Linked DNA regions of Homo sapiens: region 1 is linked to region 2. Evidence: chromatin loops called from intact Hi-C (ENCODE). Cell type or tissue: PC-3. All regions are shown on one strand. Links, peaks and the distances in the headings refer to the core of each region. The heading gives the core; the rest is flanking DNA.

What was found. A loop is a pair of places that touch in the nucleus more often than their neighbours do. Peaks named below come from ENCODE experiments on the same cell type or tissue, not always from the same donor. Only the 100,000 strongest peaks of a DNase experiment are listed, where the experiment ranks them.
Region 1: a loop joins it to region 2, with 2.8 times the contacts of the local background. A loop is called at or near these places in 2 of 110 quality-filtered maps.

The regions. Positions count from the first base shown.
Region 1 is chr10:35,053,124-35,061,890 of GRCh38, forward strand. CUL2 (cullin 2) reads right to left here. Exons shown (of 21, transcript NM_003591.4): 4 at 7,751-7,845; 5 at 1,311-1,416. Among named protein-coding and RNA genes, the nearest start is that of MIR3611, 22 kb to the right of the region's middle. In PC-3, for the core only: no CTCF peak of the experiment used is centred there; DNase peaks (open chromatin) are centred at 3,828 and 5,208; H3K4me3 peaks cover 609 bases; H3K27ac peaks cover 3,371 bases.
Region 2 is chr10:35,002,414-35,011,180 of GRCh38, forward strand. It overlaps CUL2 (cullin 2), which reads right to left. Exons shown (of 21, transcript NM_003591.4): 21 at 6,138-8,029. The coding sequence ends at 7,898. It overlaps LOC124902409 (a long non-coding RNA gene), which reads right to left and starts at 4,185. Exons shown (of 2, transcript XR_007062110.1): 1 at 2,627-4,185. In PC-3, for the core only: a CTCF peak has its summit at 5,857; DNase peaks (open chromatin) are centred at 2,468, 3,708, 4,668, 5,688 and 1 weaker place; H3K4me3 peaks cover 439 bases; H3K27ac peaks cover 4,619 bases.

The DNA.
Region 1 (8,767 bases), core at 611-8,610, 51 kb after region 2:
TTTATAAATACACAGGTAAAGTTCAGAAAAGATGCGAACTAAATTGTTTACAGTGATTTTCTGGGAAGAGAAGTGTGCTTGACAGTGCTGGTGATAAGGGAATGATTTATTCACTTACAATGCTACTAACTAAAAGCAACTACTGTTAATATTTTGGTATTTCTCATTGATCTTTTTCTCTATATCATCTTTTCCCTATAATTGTATTTGTATTCAACATATACCTATAATTTTGTGTCCAAATTTTTTCATAAACAATGTCCCCTTTGTTAAAGTTTCTATGAACAATTTTCTGCTATTAATTTATCCATTTGCCTACTTTTATAACAAAATCATATCATATATAATACATTCTTCTTCCATGCTTTTTATTGCTGAATGTTGGATGCTGAAATTTTACACTGTTCAGCCATTAGGCACCCTATTAACAATGATTGCAAAGAATACTTTTAAACATTAAACTCTTTTCTAATATTTATTATTTTCCAAGTATGGATCACTAGGCTTAGGACTTGGGATTACTTGGTCAAAAGGTATTAAGTATTTTAAACTGTACTGAAAGAAAGACACTGATCAATTTCTTTCGGAAAGGATTACACTACCTTAAATGTCTCCTAATGCTGCCTCTTAGCCTGTTTATTTCCTTCATTAACATAAATCACAAGTTAACATTAATTTCCTATTTGGCATCTGCTTCCCTTACATGAACTTACAAGCTTTTGTGTGCAGGGACCTTCTGTCTGTTCACCATTGTATCCCCAATGCCTGGCTACTCAATAAAGATGTATTAAATGAATAAACAAGCTTGTACAATAATACTTCTTTCACAATCAGCATAATTTTCCATATTTTAATTTGCACTGTACCTCAAGAACTTGAATGGACCAAACTGCCCATTTAATTGTTTCACTCTGAATTTAATTACTTTTAAAGTAAAGTTACAATAAATTTGTTGTATCCATAAATTTGTGTTTCCTCTCCTCTAGCCTGTCTTTTAAGTACTTGTCCCCTGCACTTTTTAACTACAGGGCCGTCAACACTTTATAATTGTTTCTGAGTTTTTTCACAATGCAGAACCATTAACTCTATCATTCATCCATTATAAATTTAATTATCAAAAGAGTAGTTGTCACATCTTTTTCGTTCCTGAGGATTCTTAGGAAATCACTATAGCATTTTATTTAGGATCTTTTAAATCTTGACCATTTTAAGCTAGCCAAATCAGTGTCCTTAAAAAATGATGTGCAATCAAATTACCTCAGTGTATAAAAACATACTTATGTTTGCTAGTCACTTAAAGAATGTCCTACCTCTCCTATTTCCATAAGTGGTTCATTCATATCTACACCACCATAGCCATACTGAAGGTCCGCTTCTGTTAATTTATTCTTTTTAATAAACTGGGTGTTGAGATACCTGGAAAATAAATGTAATATCAATGGATATTAAGTTAAAGTCAGTAGGAAAGCAAATGACTTGCAACTTTAGAAGAATATTTTTAAGATTACATATAAGCCATGGAATAGCCTACTAACAAATCCAAAAGAAATGAATTATGTAGAGATTAGAAATATAATAAAAATTAAAATTATCAGCCCACCTTTCTCTGCAAGCCCTTACAATACCCTTCTAGCCCAACAGCTCTTATCCAAGTTTCAGAATTTCTATAATCTCGTTTGCTACTTCCCAGACTCTTCTTGGGAAAGTCAAGATAAAGTCCACTTTCCAAAAATTAAACAGAGAATGGTTAAAAGATAAAAGTCAAGTTAGCTTTCTAATTTATATTCTAATCACCAGGAAGAAATGCAATTTTTCATTTTTAAACAAAAAAGATCACAATCAGTAGGTAAGAAAATGGAACACAGTGTTACAGATAGTAAGTATGGGCAAGATTGACAGATACAAGATGACTTTGTCTACCAGAGGAAAATGAATTATACTAAAAATGTTTAATATATTTCAAGACTAATATATGTGATTAACTCAGAATAACTGAGATGAATACAGAAATCTAAAATAAAATAAAACATGGAGAAAGGACTCGTAATGTTCAACTGTGTAGTTTTTAGGATTCCAGATTTCACTATAATGCCTTTAAACAGTCACCACCTAAAACTATTCATTTGAAAGGTTCTGCTAGTGTAAATAGCTACTGACAATACAAGTATTTTAGGCAACAACCCATGAAATCTATACATGAATATATACACTTTTCAAAATTCACTACACCAAAATGAAGGGTCCACTCAGCATTTACAGACAAATTAAAAACGAAGACAACCAAAACAAGACAACAATTTTGGGAAACAATTAAACACATAATTCCTGGCCAGGCGTCGGGGCTCACGCCTGTAATCCCAGTGCTTTGGGAGGCTGAGGCGGGAGGATCACTTGAGGCCAGCAGTTTGAGAGCAGCCTGGGTAACAGCGAGACTGTCTCTTAAGGAAATAATAATAATAACTCCTAGAAAATTGACTCCAAAGTGGTATACCCACAACCATTTACACAAGCTCCATCTCCATATTCACTAGTCAAGGCTCTAGACTCCATGGCTTACAACCTTGATGTACCATTTGATATTTTAGTGTCCTCTGACCATAAGTTACAAGATCATACTCTTTTTTTTCCCCTTTAAAATGCCATTTATTCCTTCCTCTCTATCCTCACTGTAACTCTCAAAATTTCATGCTGAGTTTCCAACCATGCCTTCCAGCTAAGGAAAGAGGAATAAGATTGAGAGACAAAAGTAAAAGGTAAAGAGGGGATGGCCTCTCCACCTAAGTGCCCCATCCCAGATATTCTGAGGGTAGTCAGTCCCCTTTCATCCGAGTCTCAGCACAGACACACCTTTCAGGTGTGCCCTGAACCCCAGAGGAGTTAGCCTTCACTTCCCAGCCCTAAGCAAGTAACTATTTAACGCACAACTGTTTTACTTTCTTCACAGTAATTGCTACTATATGAAATAATCCTATGCTTTTATTGGTTTCTTTTTTTGTGCATTCATCTTCTCTCTAGAATGTACAGTATACAAAGCAAGAACCTCCTCTTGTAGACAGCATCCACAGTAGTGGCAGGCAAAAGTCAAGTCCTCAAAAAATAATTACTGAATAAATAAATGGATAACATTCCAGACAGCAAGGATAGCAAAAGCTAACAGTAGAACACAAACCTGGAAAAGCAGCCTGCAGCCAGATCATAAAAGCCATGAATACCAGGAAATAAAAGTAATCACTAACATTTATTGAGATCACCTGTCAGACACAGCCCTAAGCATTTTATGTGGCTGAATACTATAAGACAGATGTATGTGGTACTCCTATGATCATTTTATACATAAGAAAGCTGCAGCCTAGAGAGGTTAAAGAGCTTGCCAAAGGTCAATCGGCTCCTAAGTGGCAGGGCTGGCACAGAAACTCAGGAGAGGTCTTCCACTCCCATTCAACATCGGCTGAGGGTATATCGTGTGCCAGGTCAACATGAGGCACTGGAAACACAAAGATGAAAAGCAAAAATATGGTCTCTGCCCACACAGAGCTCACTCTGTGGTACAATATACAAACAAATATAAGATTTCGTCAGGAGCGGTGCTCCCTCAGTAGAGGGTACTTAATTGTCATATTACCATTTACATATGCCTTCCAATACGGAATCTGCTCCAAACCAGTTTTCTTTTCTGGTCACTGGCACCAAGACCATTCCAGTAACCTCGCCTAAAACATCAGAATCACTTATCTCATCCTTCCATTTTGCCTGCTTTAATCAGTCAGTCTTCCTGTCTTCCTAAAGTATGCATCACTTCCTCTCACTACTTCCTTTGACTTCCAATCTACTTGCTGACCCTCTGCCCCGATTATGTGGAACACTTTTATGACTGGGCTCTACTTCAGTTTCTGGCATCTTTAATTCATCTAAAAATTCTGCTGTCAGGATGTTACTTTCCTATTCAGAATTCTACAGGAGCTTCCTTTACCTACATAATAAGTGTAAACTGCCTAGCATAGAAGCAGATGCTAAATCTGCAGATCAGGCCTGCATTCACTAATCCATTCCAAAGATCTAGATGTATATTCTTGAGCCAGGTATTGATTTAGTGCAGCTTTACATGCTTTGTATCTGCAAAGACAAACCAGTATTATCTTTTCCTCACAGAATAAAATTTAAACTAACTTACATTAACTATGTCTTTCTTATTGCAGATTTTTACTCTTGGTAAATTTAAGCTTGAAATACAATGTTTTAAAATAAAGTCATGGCCAGGCACGGTGGCTCATGTCTGTAATCCTGGCACTTTGGGAGGCTGAGGCAGGCAGATCACCTGAGGTCAGGAGACCAGTCTGGCCAACATGGTGAAACCCCGTCTCTACTAAAAAAATACAAAAATTAGCCAGGCATGGTGGTGGTTGCCTGTAATCCCAGCTACTCAGGAGGCTGAGGCAGGAGAATCACTTGAACCCAGGAGGCGGAGGTTGCAGTGAGCCGAGATCGTGCCACTGCACTCCAGCCTGGGCGACGGAGCAAGACTCCGTCTGAAAAAAAAAAAAAAGAAAAAAAGAAAATAAAGTCACAATTTAAAATATAAACAGTGCCATTTTTCATTTTAATATGGACACCATTCTTATTTTATAAGTCACTGTAGTATTTTACAATCAAATTTATTAACCACATATTTGCTTCTTAATAAAGACATGGGCTGGACGCAGTGGCTCACGCCTGTAATCCCAGCACTTTGGGAGGCTGAGGCAGGTGGATCACTCGAGGTCAGGAGTTCGAGACCATCCTGGCCAACATGGTGAAACCCCATCTCTACTAAAAAAAAATACAAAAATTAGCCAGGTGTGGTGGCGCGTGCCAGTAATCCCAGCTACTCAGGAGGCTGAGGAAGGAGAATCACTTGAATCTGGGAGGCGGATGCTGCAGTGAGCCAAGATTGTGCCACTGCACTCCAGCCGGGGAAACAGCGAGACTCGGTCCCAAAAATTAGTAATAAAATTTTTAAAAAAAGAACATTTATGATTCATGGGAGAAGGTCTAAATATCATTATGAACAGGTGATTAGAAGATGCTGATTCTATAAAGGGAAATAAAATCTCAGGATTCCCAAAACTCCTATGCCAAAACAGGAATTTAACCTTGGAGGCTGAGTCATGCTAAATGGCCATCCTCTTCCTGGACGAATAACTCTTACAAGTTTGTGTCGAAACATTATATATTAGCCAGACCCCCGTGGTAAGGCAAAAAGCCTCAGCCATTTCCTGATGACTAACCCGCCTCAAAAAGTCACTCATTCGTAAATTCTTTGCTAGCCTCGAAACCATTAAAATGTAAATCCTCCCATAACACAAGGACAGGTCCATTGTAACTCCAGATCTGTAGTCTAAAGTCTAGTTCCTAAAACCTAAGGTCTGCTAGCATCCACCTGATAAGTGTCGATTCTTAGCTGATAATTCCCAGGCACAGAGCAAAGGCAAGATGAGAGTAATCATTCCTTCCCTGAGATGTCTGCACAACTGTTTTCTTCTTCTATTTCCTTTTGCTTCAAAGGTTTATCTTATATAAAATGTAGATTTACTGGGCATTAATTAGTCTCACAAGTAGGTAACCATTTGCCTCACTGCCACCACCCCTCATGTTTTAAGGAAAATGTATAAACACTAACCCTCCTAAGAACCTCTTTGGACAAAACAGCCACAGATGCATCTGTGCCTTGCGTTTTTCCTGGGAGCATCCTTAAGCTAGCTCAATAAACCTTGATTGAGACAGCTGCCTCAGTCACTCAATTCAGTTAACACTTCCAACCCTCATGGATGAGTTAGGGGGTCAAGACTTCAGGGGAGGAAGTGACTGGAGGTGTGGTGGAAACATCAAGAGAACTCAGAAGTGGATCCTGAAGATGGGACTGAATTGCTGCAATCTCATGATATAACTTGAATGGATAAGGAGTTGCTTCTTATGGATGAGAAAGTGGTTTCTTGAGACAGAATCTACTCCTAATAAGACGGTATGAACATTGTTGAAATGACAACAAAGGATTCAAATATTACATAAGCCTAGCTGATAAGGTGGTGGCAGGGTTTGAGAGGACTGACTCCAATTTCGTAAGAATTTCTACTGCAGGTAAAATGCTATCCAACAGCATTGCACCCTAGAGAGAAATCTTTTGTGAAGAAAGAGTCAACTGATGCAGCTAACTTCATTGTTGTCTTATTTTAAGACATTGCCACAGCCTCCCCAACCTTCAGCAACCACCACCATGATCAGTCAGCAGCCATCAACACCGAGGTAAGAAGACTGGCAAAAGGATTACAACTTGCTGAAGGCTCAAATGATCAACAGCATTTTTTTTAGCAATAAAGTAATTTTAAATTAAGTTGTGCACATTTTTTTAGACAATGCTACTGCACACTTAACAGACTACAGTATAGCATAAACATAACTTATATGCACTGGGAAACCAAACAACTTGTGTGACTTGTCTTACTGCAATATTCCCTTTACATGTGGTGGTCTGGAACTGAACCCACATCATCTCCAAAGTATGCCTGTACAAGAAGATTGAGAATAGAATCTACTTAAGTGAAATACCATGTTTCTGGAACAAGATTATGGTAGAATGAAGTGGTTAAATGGATGGGCTTTGGATTCAGACTGATCTGGGTTTAAATCCTGCCTTTGTGATTCATTAGCTGAGTGACCTTCAACAAAATCATGCTCTCAGCATTGCTTTCTTCCTCTGTAAAAAACAGAGATACTAACTAACTCATATCATTTTACACACACATACACAAACACATATTAAATAGGCTGCAACATTTACTAAAAGTTCACAAATAGCACCAATTTAATAGTACTAATTTAGCCAGGCACAGTGGCTCATGCCTGTAATCCCAGCACTTTGGGAGACTGAGGAGGGAGGACTGCTTAAGCTCAGGAGTTCAAGACCATCCTGGGCAACATAGTGAGACAGCATCTCTACAAAAAATGAACAACATTAGCCAGGCATGGCGGTGCACACCTGTTGTTCCAGCAACTGGGGAGAAGGGTGTTCGAGGTGGGAGGATTGCTAGGGCCCAGGAGGCTGAGGCTGCAGTGAGCTGAGATCATGCAACTACACTGCAGCCTAGGTGAGATCCTGCCTCAAAAAATAAAAAATAAAAAAAAGGACAAAATAAAAGAAAGAAAAATAGAAAAAGAAAGAGAAGCAATCCAGGCAGATGGAACAGCACCAGGAAAGGCAGGAAGATGGGAGAGACCATGGGCCATTAGGAAACTACAAGTAATTCAATATGCCTAGACCATGGGGAATGCAGAACTTCAAGGGGAAAATAACCCAGTAATTTATCTAACATCGTTTGCATCAAACATAAAATACTGAATGCTAGAGTCAAATAAGAACATATCGAGGGGACATGAGCTGAGATTTTCCCACTAAGTTTCATGCAAGTTGAATTTTCACATTGATCTCTGTTGAGATTAAACATGTGCTACAGGTTGTAAACAATCAGAAGAAACAGAGCCATGCAATCGAGTACAGTTTTACTTTTCACAGAACGTTCCACACACTCCCTGGCTCCTAAATACCCACCTTACCCTGACTATAGACCTTTCCCCACAGCAGAGAAAAGTCCATGTCAGAGAGAATGCTTTAGTTTTGCATATGTGAATGAGAAATAGGCAATAAAAAAATTATCCTGTCAACTACTGAATGCAGGCAACGCTGCTTAGCTTGTCTAGATTTTAAAGGCACACTCACCTATATAAGCAGTCCATATAGTCTGCACCCTTGCTGTATTCTTCCCAGTACCTATGATACATAACAAGTACTTGTTCTTCTGACTCCAAAACTCTCTATATAAAGAGGAAAAATATTTTTACTTGAAAAGCAATAATCATTTTCACTGTCAACAATAAAATGTATCAAAATTAATGTTCTAAAATAATTTACATAATTCTAGCTGTACAAATTACATTTACACAACACATATTAACTACACGTATTAAAAATGAAACAACTGGGAAAGATGTGAGTCTTCAAAATGAAAGTGAAGCATCCATAATAGAGAATAAACTGAGCCGAGCGCAGTGGCTCACGCCTGTAATTCCAGCACTTTGGGAGGCCAAGGCGGGTGGATCACCTGAGGTCAGGAGTTCAAGACCAGCCTGACCAACATGGTGAAACCCCGTCTCTACTAAATAAAAAAAAATTAGCCAGCCGTGGTGGCACATGCCTGTAAGTTCCAGCTACTTGGGAAGTTGAGGCAGGAGAATCACTTGAACCCGATCGCACCGAGACCCCACCACTGCACTCCAGGCTGGGTGACAGAGCAAGACTCTGTCTCCCAAAAAAAAAAAAAAAAATCACACTTATAATGTAACCTAAAATATAAAATTGCAAAAAAATTATTAATGTCTTACATAGTTATCACTTATGGTGTTAACCAAAGCTCACTAGCTTACAATAGCAGAACTTTAACATACTAAACACTTTAAGACCACTTTAACACACTTGCTATCAAAAGCACTTTTATAAGCAGATAAATGATCACATTAGAACACTAAAATGCACATGCCATATACTATCAAAAGTAGAGCATTTTCCAATATTTTCAGGGAAACAGCACACAATCAATTGTGCCTTACTTATGAGGGTTTTTTTTTTTTTTTTTTGGTACAGGTAGTGTCTCACTATATTGCCCAGGCTGCTCTTGAACTCCTGGCCTCATATGATCCTCCTGCCTCAGCCTCCCAAAGTACAGAGATTACAGGTGTA
Region 2 (8,767 bases), core at 613-8,612:
AGTGAGCCTGATCTGACTTTTGGAGAGCTAAGGTTGACCCCCACTAAGGGTGCAACCGCCCAAGAAATGCAAAGTGGCTCACTCCATTTAGACTTGGAGGCCAAATGCCAGAAATAGTTCAGAAAAGTAGTGGTGGCTGGCTATGGAAGCCTCTTCCTTAATTTGAGTAGCTCTCTTCCCTGCTTTACGGAGCAGTGGAGATGGCGGCCCAAACCAAAGCCAAGTAAGTAATTTACAAGTGAAGGCACATGCACCTTCCTGAGTGCTGACAGGATGTATTTCCAATTTACCAAGTGGCTGCAGGTCCTCATCTTTCTTGGCTGTCAACAGTTAAGAGACGATTATTTTAAAATATACAATCTAGGACGGGTGTGGTGGCTCAGCCTGTAATCCCAACACTTTGGGAGGCTGAGGCAGGTGGATCACCTGAGGTCGGGAGTTCGAGACCAGCTTGACCAACATGGAGAAACCCTGTCTCTACTAAAAATACAAAATTAGCCGGGCGTGGTGGTGCATGCCTGTAATCCCAGCTACTCGGGAGGCTAAGGCAGGAGAATCGCTTGAATCTGGGAGGTGGAGGTTGCAGTGAGCCAAGATCACGCCATTGCACTCCAGCCTGGGCAACAAGAGTGAAACTTCATCTAAAAAAAAAAAAAAATTAGCTGGGCGTGGTAGCACACGTCTGCAATCCCAGCTACTTGGAGGCTGAGGCAAGAGAATTGCTTGAACCCAGGAGGTGGAGGCAGTAGCGAGCTGAGACTGCGCCACTGTACCCCAGCCCGGACGACAGAGTGAGACTCCGTTTCAAAAAACAAAAACAATAAAATGTACAATTTAAACAAGGTGTCTCAGATATCTACTTTGTAGCACTGCATTGATTTGCATTTGGCGAGTTTCCTTTAACATCACCATACTTCTCCCGCATCACTGACCTCCTCAGGCCAAAACTAGACCAGCGTTCTTTTGTGTGTGTGTGTGTGTGTGTGTGTGTGTGTGTGTGTGTGTGTGTGTGTGCGTGATTTAAGATGGCTCTGTCATCCTGGCTGGAGCACAGTGGCAGGATCTCAGCTCACTGCAGCCTCTGCCTACTGGATTGAAGTGATTCTCATGCCTCGGCCTCCCAACTAGCTGGGACTACAAGTGTGTGCCACGCCCAGCTAATTTTTGTATTTTTAGTAGAGACTGGGTTTCACCACGTTGGCCAGGCTGGTCTCGAACTCCTGACCTCAAATGATCTGCCCACCTCAGCCTCCTAAAGTGCTGAGATTATAGGTGTGAGCCACTGCGCCCGGCCACTAGACCAGCTTTGTTTCTGCTAAAAGTAGATCTGAGCTTATCATATCTGTTTTTTCCCCTAGAAGACAAACAACCTGAAAACTATCCACTTAAGAATGCTGAGGCTCTCTGCATAGGACTGAGTACTGAGCTAGGGACAGCCCCATAAGCTAGTTGATACCTGAACAGGGCTGCTTATGAAAGTCACAGAAAATTTTCATCTTTTTTCTGCAACACCAAAGTTCCTCCAAGGAAAATATCAGCCTGGCCATCCAAGTATAAAAACAGCAATCCACTAAGTTTATTCCTTACCCGAGGCTGCAAACTTCAACACAGTCTACAATTCTTCAATTACTAGAACTGTAAATAGCAAGTTACTAACAATGGAGAAAAAGAAAACAATAACAAAACATCTAATACCGCCCTTTGTTATTCAAATTCTTTTCCACAAGTTAGTTCCCAAAGATCTCTTCCTTTGCTGATGATTCCTTTTAAGCTTGCCAGGAGTGCAGTGCAAAAGCAGTAGTGGGCAAAGATTTATGAATATAAGAAAGAACTGGCCGGGCACAGTGGCTCACGCCTGTAATCCTAGCACTTTGGGAGGCCAAGGCAGGTGGATCACGAGGTTAAGAGATCAAGACCATCCTGGCCTCTCTACGAAAAATACAAAAAAATTATCTGGGCGTGGTGGTACATGCCTGTAGTCCCAGCTACTCGAGAGGCTGAGGCAGGAGGATCACCTGAACCTGGAGGTGGAGGTTGCAGTGAGCCGAGATCGCGTCACTGCACTCCAGCCTGGTGACAGAGTGAGACTCTGGCAGGTTCACTTTGGGCACAATGACCCCGCTTCTGTAAATGTGTCCTCACCTCAAAGCGGGGGTGACAAGACCACTCACTGAAACACAGGAAGGCAAATCCTAGAATGTATTAATATATAAATAACTAAAGGAAAAATCTCATTCCTCTTCATTCCTGCTTTTATGACTTAACATGTCTGCAACATATTCATGTGGTAGTAAATGTTTGGTATTCTCTAGTCACGATGAACCTGGAAAGTGTTGACTCATGGGCTAGGGTAAGAGAAAGGAGAATAGTTCAAACAGCTTCTACAGATTGGTTTCTAAGAATCAGGATGGGAACATGTGCACAGTGAACTTTCAGCCTTTACGACCAACCACCTGCTGCACTTGGACATCTCAAAAGCACATCAAGTACACACTGTCTAAAACCAAGCCTACTAACTTCCTTCTCCTTTCGGGCTTCTAGGATCCCCCTAACTCACTAAATGGCATTAGTTGTGAAAGCCAAAAATCTAGGTTGCCATCATTGACTCATCTGTTCCCCCACTCACCCTGTCACAATCCATAAGTCACTCCGGTTCATCCACTTTATCCCTCTAGAAGTAGTCACTGTCATTAGGATCACTCCTGAGCCGGGCACGGTGGCTCACGCCTGTAATCCCAGCACTTTGGGAGGCTGAGGCAGGCAGATTGCTTGAGGTCAGGAGTTCGAGACCCGCCTGGTCAATATGATGAAACCCCGACTCTACTAAAAATACAAAAGTTAGCCGACCGTGGTCATGCACCTGTAATCCCAGCTACTTGGGAGGCTGAGGCATGAGAATTGCTTGAACCTGGGAGGCGGAGTTTGCAGTGAGCCGAGATGGCACCACTGCACTCCATCCTGGGCAACAGAGCGAGACTCTGTCTCCAAAAAAATTACCGCCTAATTTCTTCCGATGCATTTTCCCTTAAAATTTACAAATATTGGCTGGGTGCGGTGTCTCACACCTTGTAATCCCAGCACTTTGGGAGGCTGAGGCGAGTGGATCACCTGAGGTCAGGAGTTCGAGACCAGCCTGGCCAACATGGTGAAACCCCGTCTCTATTAAAAATACGAAAATTAGCCGGGCATGGTGATGCGTGCCCGTAATCCCAGCTACTAGGTGGGCTGAGGCAGGAGGGTCACCTGAACCTGGGAGGCGAAGACTGCAGTGAGCTGAGATCGTGCCACTGCACTCCAGCCTGGGCAACAAAGCAAGACTCTTTCAAAAAAAAAATTACAAATATTATGACATAGTTCACAAACGCCAAAGCAAAATAATATATAAATATGCACACCATAAAGCATGTTAACAAAATGAACATTCACACACTGACTAGCCAAGTTGTGAAAACATTACCATCATCTTTTAAAAATGTAAATATAACCAAATCACTCTTTGCTTACAATGCACATAATTCAGCCACACTGGTCTTTTCGATTTCCCAGTTCTGGCTGCCTCTTATCTTAGGATCTTTGCTGTCACTTCCGTTAAGAATGTGCTCTCCCACCTTCATTCTCCACCCGTTAACCTCTCTTATGAAATCCTCCTGAGTAGTCACGATTTCCTTCACAAGCACTTACCACATCTGGAATGACACAGTTCTGACTGATTGTTAAAGACCGGAAGCTCCATGTGAGCACAGACAGCATCTTTTCTGCTCATCACCGCATATCTTGTACCCAGCGTAATGCCCTGGCACCAGTACCTGTTTGCTAGATGATAAAACGAAGAGGAATTTCCTGGGTTGTGGATAGGGGCCAGTGGAAGAAAAAAAAATCTCTTACAATTTCATAGGTAGCACAGCCATTCCTTATGAAAATTATCATTCTTCCCCATCAGTAAATCCTACCTTTAATGAATTCTAGCCTATGGGGCCATATATTTCAAAGGATTGCCTAATTTAATTGCTTTGGCCTTGATACGCTTCAAGAACACAGCAATCTTCTACTAGTGGGTCTCTCCATATTAATTTCCACTCATTTCGCTATCGCCCATCTGCAACAGACCTTAGGACTAGTATTTTTATTTATTTATTTTTTTGAGACCGAGTTTTGCTCTTGTCGCCCAGGCTGGAGTGCAATGGCTCGATCTTGGCTCACTGCAACCTATGCCTCCTGGGTTCAAGCAATTCTCCTGCCTCAGCCTCCCAAGTAGCTGGGACTACAGGCGCATGCCACCATGGCTGGCTAATTTTTTGTATTTTTAGTAGAGACAGGGTTTCTCCATGTTGGTCAGGCAGGTCTTGAACTCCTGACCTCAGGTGATCCACCCACCTCAGCCTCCCAAAGTGCTGGGATTACAGGCGTGAGCCACCGTGCCCAGCCAAGGACTAGTATTTTTAAAGTTCGCATCTTGACTTTGACCTTGCTCGACCAAGAATTTATTCTTGGAACCAAAAATCAAGAGGTGAATAATTATCCTTTTCTAGTACATAGCTCAACAAAATTAACTGATAACAACTTTTAAGTATATATACACTGTGAAATAAATGTTCTGTAATAGTACATGTGAATGTAAAACACTAAATTCACAAATACGCTTTGTCATGAATCAGCTATGTGCCAAGACAAATTCCTTAACCGTGTTTACATCATCTTAAGTATCTTAAGAAAAATATGATGTGTTTATCATACATTATTTAACTAGAAACAAATTGTTATTCTAAAAGGTCAGGAAAAACTATTCTTTATGTATGAAATGAAGTTATTTCTACTTATTTTAGAGGCTATATACCTATACAGAGAGGCCATACTTATAACATCCATGGATTTGACTGGCATTTAAATTCAGGTTCTGCAGTTTACAACAGTAACTCCTGGAAAAGTCTCATTTAGTTTCCTCACCTATGAAAAAGAGAAGCATTGCCTATCAAACAGGATTACCTGAAGATTAAACAAAATAACATAGGTGGAAGCACCTGTCATCATTTATACTCAAAAAGGTTTTTTAAAAAAGTGAACAGACATGGGATAGCATGGTAGCGTACATAGGTTACAAAATCCTAAAAAGATAGTAAGTTATAAAGAAAATAAAGCATAGTGGCTCACACCTCTAATCCCAGCACTTTGGGAGGCCGAGGCAGGTGGATTGCTTGAGCTCAGGAGTTTGAGACCAGCCTGGGCAACATGGCAAAACCTCGTCTCTACAAAAAATACAAAGATTAGCCGAGTGTGATGGCATGTGCCTGTGGTCCCAGCTACTTGGGAGGCTGAGGTGGGAGGATCACTTGAGCCTGGCAGGTCGAGGTTGCAGTGCGCCGTGATTGCACCACTGCACTCCAGCCTGGGTGACAGAGCGAGACCCTGTCTTAAAACAACAAAACAAACACACAACCCCCAGAGTGCTTGTTTATATTAAAGCAAATGGTCATAAAATATTGGACTAAACCTTAAAATAAGTCTGCACCTTCAGTAGCAATTAAATATTTGCTTTCAAAGGGAAAGGACTGGCATGTGGACAAGGCCTCATGCTGGCTGGCTATAAAATGCATCACTGACTCACATACGTAAACTACCTTAGTATTAATGACTTCTAAAAAACTTCTGAGGGTTTTGCTTACTTGTGTTTTCTGCAGTGAAGCATAGAAAATCCTCCTCTCCTTGCTCCTTTTTCCTTTTCATAGCTCTGAGCTGTTTTGCCCACTCGCACTAGTTACTGCACAGCAGGGCGGCCAGGTCAGAGCTCTGGGCTGTGTGCTACAGCTTCTGCAGTGATGACTTCAATCTCCTGACCTAACTTGACAAGACTGCAACTCTTCCCAGCACTCTCTGCAGGGGAAGGTGTGCGCTGCAATGAATTCCAAACATTGCTCCCTTTCTGAATGGTGCCTTGGTTGAACAGATTTGGCCTCTCTTCCTCATGCGAGAGATGTTTCCTTTCAGATAAAATGGAGAAAGGATGTGAAGAAAACTCTTGTAAGCCATCTCTGTAGACCTCCGCACAAGTATTTTGTCCATTTTTCAGTATATTTTCTTGACAATTAGATACCAGGATAAGACTTAATTTAACATTTATAAATATTTAAGAAAAAAAGGAATCAATTTGGAAAACTTTTATCAATCAACAAGTTATCAAAACAAGGGTTTGCTTTTTGACAGTGAATGTACAATATTATATGGTTTGCCATTATTTCCTCTTTTGGAAGAAAGGTAAAATGAGAAATACATTATATAAGTCATTATAAGTTCAGTAGATTTTTAAAACACTTGAGACACGAGTTAGAAAAAATGCAATTGAATAAACCAATTGTAAGACCCATCTCAAAACAACAAATTTAAATATGAACCACATATTAGATGATACTAAGTAATTATTGTTTTTGTTAGGAGTAATAATATCACTGTGGATTTTTTAAAGGCCTTACTGAAGTATTATAAGTGAAATAATTTGTGTGATTTGCTTTAAAATATTCCGATTTTAAAAATTTTGTGTTGGATGGATGCAGTGGCTCATGCTTGTAATCCCAGCACTTTGGGAGACAGAGATAGGATTGCTTGAGGCCAGAAGTTCCAGACTAGCCTGGGAAACATGGCGAAACCCCGTCTCTTATTTTTTTTAAAATAAAGAAAAATTGTATGTTGAGGGAGGAGGGGTGTGGTGGTGGTGGTGATGGTGTGGATAGACAATAAATATGATAATAGATCGCAGTACTCTTAACACTGCTGTTGAGATATATATATATATATATTATATATATATATATATATAAAATAAACAAAATAATGGGATTTATATATGTGGCACCCAGTACAATGTACAATTTTCTTTTTTAAAAAAGTATTTAGGTTATGCATTGCTAAGCACATCTGTGATTGATGAGAGTGACTCTAGTATCTAAACTGTTGGAGGAGGGTTGTAAGGGTAACAGGTAGGGGAGGCATATAGAAGGAATATGTTGGTATCATAGATTTCCTAAGACTCAGGGAAGGCCACAGAGCTAGGGTACTAGTCTATGCTAGAATTAATGGATTATGCAACCGAAGAAAGACAACTTTTGAATGAAAAGCTCTCTCTGTGCCAGACTTGAGGTCACCAAGCATCCTGCTCACACTCTGCGATGTCTGTGGAGTAGCACACCACCAGAAACTGCTGATGGAATTACATCTTCAAGATTCAAAATGTTTAGATCCAATATATCTAATCCATAAAAATAAAGCATTCTTTATGCTGAATGCAGTCCTATGCAGTCAAGAACAATAATCTAGACATTTTTCATGTAGGATTTAAATAGGAGTACAAGTGAATTAAACCATTCAGATAAAAACGCAACTAAAGATGCATTAGCTGCTTTGAGTCAATATATTTTGTGGTCAACCTGATACTCCATCCACATAAAAAAGGCATTCTATTTCTTTATTTTTTTTTTATTTGACAAGCAGCAGTATCATGTTTGTCATTTTAATGTAGATACAATTATTAGGTTATCTGTCATATTACAATATTTAAGTTTTTAAATTTTATGTCCTTTAAGATACATTAAAAAAAAAAAAAAAGACACATCAACTGCAAACGTGAAGGGGAGAAAAAGCATGGTACCCAACCGAATTTCCACTTTTCAGCAATACTTCACTCATTCTTTTAATAAAGTTTTAAGAAATGTCATAATGACATGAGCTTGAAATATCTCTAGGCATTTTCTTTGACGCTCATGACGTGGCACTGGTGATGTTGTAAACAGCAGAAAACAGGGGCTGCCAAATGACCAAATTATGGAGGCACAGTCCTGCTTTTTCCCACAGGAACACACCAAATGGTGATGGCAATGATCTTCTCACACCACGCTGGAGGAGAGCGACATCACGCGACGTAGCTGTATTCATCTGCCGACGCCTGGCTGCGTTCTATGTATTGTTTGTCTATCAGAACTTCAATACACTTCTTAATCATGCTGATACTGGGATTAAACCTAGCTCTTGACTGGCTAATCACCTGTGGAAGAGATGTGGAAGTCAAACTACTGCCAGTTCTTCAGCTATTAAGTAATGACTTTTAACCAATCAGTTTAAAGTGCCTCAAATGTACTGAGGTTTCAACAAATGGGCCAAATTAAGTATGAAAATAGGAACTACAATGTGGAAAATGGATACAGCAAAATCTAATAATGATACATAATTAAGTGAAACAATAAACTAATTAACCTAAGTACTCACACACAACCCCAAGCTTCTATTTAACTCAACTCTCAGCTCTTAGTTCAAACACTTTCTCAAGAAAGTTTTCCCCAGCAGCCCCTAGGCCAGGATATTTAAATACATTCTCATAGTACTGTATACGTTTCCTTCAGTGCATGCTAATGTAATTTTACATTTATTTGCATATCATTTCAATAGTGTATTTCTTCCCCCATTAAACTGTGAACTCCAAAAAAGCCTGCCATATCTTCAGCTGCTCTGTGCTATATCCCAGGGACCAGCCCAGCTGTCTATCACATGGTAGGCTCAGATAGTTATGGAATGAATGAATATCTGATGGGTCAATTTCCTTCAATAACTGGACAGAAGACTCAATGAATCAGCAAGTTTTAGACCTCTAAAATAAAGCCAAAGCAAATATGAATTTATTATTATCATTTGAGATAGCATCTCACTGTGTCACACAGGCTCAATCCCTGGGCTCAAGCAATCCTCCCGCCTCAGCCTCCCAAGTAGTTGGTACTACAAGTGTGCC